2 separate regions of the Mus musculus genome follow, and region 2 is linked to region 1. The links are chromatin loops, found by intact Hi-C in ENCODE. Cell type or tissue: left cerebral cortex. All regions are shown on one strand.

What was found. Peaks named below come from ENCODE experiments on the same cell type or tissue, not always from the same donor. Only the 100,000 strongest peaks of a DNase experiment are listed, where the experiment ranks them.
Region 2: a loop joins it to region 1, with 11 times the contacts of the local background. A loop is called at or near these places in 2 of 42 quality-filtered maps.

Annotation. Positions count from the first base shown.
Region 1 is chr3:143,237,621-143,240,120 of GRCm38, reverse strand. No RefSeq gene overlaps it. Among named protein-coding and RNA genes, the nearest start is that of A830019L24Rik, 4.2 kb to the left of the region's middle. In left cerebral cortex, no CTCF peak of the experiment used is centred here; DNase peaks (open chromatin) are centred at 658 and 1,376; H3K27ac peaks cover 914 bases.
Region 2 is chr3:143,172,410-143,174,909 of GRCm38, reverse strand. No RefSeq gene overlaps it. Among named protein-coding and RNA genes, the nearest start is that of A830019L24Rik, 69 kb to the left of the region's middle. In left cerebral cortex, no CTCF peak of the experiment used is centred here; DNase peaks (open chromatin) are centred at 745 and 1,139.

The DNA of each region.
Region 1 (2,500 bases):
CACTCTAAGTTGTGGAGAAATATATCTCTCTTATACCTATTTGAAATTTCATGAAGTTTATGATAGACACTGGCAAGCTAAACCCATTACATCAGTGGTTCTCAACCTTCCTACGGTTGTGACCTTTAACACAGTTCCTCCTGCTGTGGTGACCCCCAACTATAAACTTATTTTGTTGCTACTTCATAACTGTAATTTTGCTACTGTTATGGATCATAATATAAATATCTTGTGTGCAGAATATCTGTAATACGTGACTCCCAAAGAGGTTGCCACCCACAGGTTGAGAAGCAGTGTTTTACAGCTTTATTTAGACAACTTCTCCAGATACCTTAGGGATAGTGGTCTTCCTCCATGACAAACAAGCTGATGGGTACTTGGTCAAGATTCTCTGATCACTCCTAGAATAGATGTGAGTGTTCACATCAAGCTTTGACAGCTGCCTCCCCTGTAACATTGGTCACTGTGTAGAAAAGAGAAAAGAGGAAGGAGTGTTGGTTTGTTGTGGTACTATGGAGTTAAATGGCTATCACTGGCTCCTTTGGCTTTAAAGTTTAGGCTTTGGTGGGTTAACTACTTCCAGTCCCATTTCTATGACGATTCCCTAGTCTTTCTATCGAGAAACAGAAACCTGAGCTAGAGCAGTGGGATTAGAGGTTTGGAATACTTGGTGCTCTGCAGAAAACCCATGTTGATTTCTAGCACCGACACGGTGGCACACAACCAACTGCAAATCCATTTACATGTAACCAGATGCCTGCTTCTGGCCCCCAGTGGCACTGTACTAATGTGGTGCATAAGCATGCATGTAGGTGAACACTCATTCATGTAAAATACAAACAAAATAAGAGAAAGAAAGGAAGAAAAAAAAGGAAAGAAGTAGAGAAGAAAGGAAGGAAGTAGAGAAGAAAGGAAGGAAGGAAGGAAGGAAGGAAGGAAGGAAGGAAGGAAGGAAGGAAGGAAGGAAGGAAGGAAGGAAGGAAAGAAGGGGGAATTCATGAAGATCTGCCTATCTGCCTTCTGGGCTATTTTAAGCATTCATTTTGTATTGAAGTCAATGGCTGAACATTATCTGGCTGCCTTTCCACGTAAAAACCATCCCTCTCCAGTAGCCCATCTCCTTCCTTACAGAGCTCTGGACAATCAGCCATATATTTAATTTTTCTATGAACTTTTCTCCATGTCTTTCTTTAGGAGTGGCTCTTGATTAACTCAAGTTAATTATCGTGCCTCTTCCTCTTTTCCACAGTAGTGGCTCAGAAGCCGGCATATGACTGAATGTGGCCATTCATATATAAGGCATGTTTGCCAGGAATTGTAGGAAAGAGGATATTTCTAGCTGCTGTGGGAGTCATTTTAAAATAAGTTCCCTTTCTTGAACATGAAGCACGCAGCCTTTGTTGGATCAGCATGTGCCCATCTGTCTCGAGAGCAGATAGCCTTAGGGCGAGGCCAATGCTGGGAAAGCACAATGAGAAGAAAGGCAACCCATTTTTGGAGATGTTTTAAGAGGTCTACAGAACAAAAATTTTAGTCGTATGAAGTGGGAGATTTCTCATGCTGTTGAAGCCACTTTGATTTGGATTTTCTATTACCTGCATATAAAATCATGCTAGATAATGCCCAGGGCCTACTTCTGCTGATAGGAATCAAGAAGTTTTACACATACAGTATCCAATCAGAAATTTCATTTCTTTGGGAGATGAATCACCTGCAAACCTTACACAATATGATTCTGTTTAGATATTTCCATATCACTAAATTTATATTGTGGAACCATGTTCAGTCTATAATTCACCATGACCAATCTTTGTCTATCACTCTGGCCTAGGGTATATCATTCATTCATTCATTCATTCATTCATTCATTCATTCACTCAATTCTCTGAGTAGCTTGTTGACCAACTTAAATGATTACTGCTTTGCTATAGTTTTCTGATTCTCCAATATATTGAAGGGTATTTGCAGGGAATGAGAAACTTTTCCTTTCTAAGTTATTTGATTTGATGTGGAGATTTTAATTTTATTTATTCATTTGTGTGCATGGCTGTGAACACACATGAATATACATTCATGCCATGGGAAACATGGAGGTTAGTGGCAGCCCTGATATACTGAGAACTGTCTCTGTTTTTCTAACTTCAAAACACATAAAAAGCCTGAGCTGGTCTAGCCTAAGTGTTTTTGCCTTATTACATACAGTCTTACTACGTCCAGATTCATCTTCCTTATGGTATTAGATTTTCTAAGCATTATAACAATGGGCCTGGCCTTTCTTTATTCACACTAACAGAACTTAGTAATTCACATTCCAGGAATATTGATTAAATAATACACAGTTGATTCCCTGGGTATGTAGCTTCCTCCCTATGCCTCTTCTGACCCTTTTTTCTCTGCCTGCTTCAGTCCTGTCTACTGCTCTGATATAACCTTGGGTGTCATCCCCAGAGAGTTTCTCTGATCACTCCAGCCAATTCTGTGTCCTTAGTAATTCTGAACA
Region 2 (2,500 bases), 65 kb after region 1:
AAAAATCTAAGCCTACACATTATCTTCTTTCAGCAGGATGGAGGTTCTAGGTATCAGAAATAAGTCATTGGGCTTGCATTTTTCTATCAGCAAGCTCGTTTACCTACAGATGCACCTTGCAAGCCCTTTCAATACTTTTAAAAGATTGTGGGGAAAAAATGTTGAATGTTGAAGTCTGGTTTTAAATGCTGTTTCTGACTTAGATGGAATGTACTCAAGGGTGCCCCAAGAACTATTGCTGAACAGATCCACTTCCCCTGGTCCTAATAACTTTTCTCTTCCACTACCTCTGCTGGGTGGTGGACTAGAGGAGAGGCTGAACCCTTATTAAAAGTATGTTGCAGAAAATCTATGCCTACACATCGGTTACTATTTTCACTTTCATAAAAGTTCTGCAGTTCCTAAAGAGGTTGTTTTCTGTCACATTGGCTACTTTTCTCCTTTCTTATGGCTCTGTCTTTGTGGTGGCTTCATCTCCTCTTCCCCTCCTCTTCTGATCTCTACAAACTCTCTTTTCATCTCCTCTGTTCTTCATTGTGTTTGTCTTTGAAGGCTAGCACATTTCCTTTGAGCTTTTTACAACAGAGATTAGGTGGTTACATCTCAAGGCTGAAGTTGTTTGCCTCGCCCCACTTAATTGTCCCTGCAAGTGTGTTTCTGCTTCTGCCTCCTGAGTGTGTGTTTTTCTCTCTTCTATTTTGTCATTTATGTTGTAGCGCCCACACAAGACCTTCTGTACTTCTTACTCATCCTCCTCCAGTGCGGCTGGCTATTTGTGGAAGAACAGTGTGAGAAGGAACACACTGAGTCAAGGCAGCCAGTGCTTTCTATAACACAAGGGTCTGAAACATTCCCGTCATAAGTGTGTCACCACCTGAGGAAATAGTAAGCAAAGAGGTGAGCAAAGAAAATTGCTGCTTCTTGTTAAACACATTTTTTAAAAAAATATATAACACCCTTCAATAATACCTTAACCGTGTTGAAACTACACTTACAAGAAGACTATAGGGCTAGTTTTTCCATTGGACAATAAAACATACATGTTTGGACTCAACACCCACTATAAGATCCTTATTGCTGTGTCTGTAGCATTCATCCTTGTCCCCTACAGTGTTTACGACAGCTGGCTAACAAATACACTAAGTTGGTTTATTGACACGTCATCTTACTTCAAAACCATTCCCCCCACATCTTTCTTGGAGCACTTGTATCCTAGACCTCATCTCTGAGTAAACCTTTCTGGGCGTATGGAGTGGGAAATGATTTCAGTACAGAGATATCAACTTTTAAAGAAAAGTAAGTGTTGCTTTTGGTTCAAGGTTACATTCACAGCTCTAAACTCAGTGTCCTTTCCTGTCCACATTGTCCACATAGATTTATTCACTGATGTAAGCTGGTACCTTTAAAAAGAAGAAGAAGAAGAAGAAGAAGAAGAAGAAGAAGAAGAAGAAGAAGAAGAAGAAGAAGAAGAAGAAGAAGAAGAAGAAGAAGAAGAAGTGTGTTTCTTTTTCAAATTTGGTGGACTGTGAGGAAAGTAAGCAGAGCATAATTTTACTTAAGCCATTTCTATTGAATTGTTAAGCAAAAAAATAAATGAAACCCTAGTCCATTGGTTTATGGAAATAGGTCAAAGCTTAGATGCCAGCAAACAATCTGCAGGTTTGAATGGCAGTCATTGAAGAACAGATGGTAGAAAGGAAATGGGGGATGCAGCTCAATGAAGGATTGCTTCTCTAGAATGCAGAGAGCCCTGGGTAGCTGAGCCTGGGTGGCTCACCCTGTCCTGTGTGCATCCCCAGCACATGGTAGGTGGAGGCAGGGAAATAACAAATCCAAGGTCATCTGCAGCACATAGCAAGTTTAAGGCCATCCTAGGCTGTAAAGACCTCGACTCTAAGATAAATAAATAAACTAACAATAAAGAAAGATGCAGTGGCAGTAGCAATTCCCAAGGCATAGAAACTTTTTTAAAAAGCAACACATTTGGGTTATAATATGCTATAAGCTCAGGAATTGTAGAGAAAAACATCCTTTGAAAAACGGTCATGATAATTTGGAATCTTAGTGCAGATTTCTAAATTGCAGATTAGAGCATTTCCAATATCCTAAGGGGGCCTTGGATTCTCTGCAAGAGAGTGTGAGAGGTCTCAGGCACAGGTTTGGGCCATTTTTACCAAATGGGAGTGTAAGCTGACCCATCATAGATTTGAACCTTGTCTATATCATAGTCTTGGATATTATTTCTGGAAAGATCAATTTCATCTATACTGAAGATCTATTGGAGCAAATAACCCCTTTCATGGTAATCACAGCAAGAGATCCCTCAGTACTCATGGTTCCTCCTCAGTGACGTCAACCACTCACTTGCGCCACAGATGGCGTGTGTTCCACTGGAGGTTTCAGGAAAGTCTCCTCAGTGTCCTATGGTGTTTAGCTTTCAGGTTCTCCACACTCTTAACCTTCTATTGACTGTGCATCACGATACAGTTACCCAGAGTTC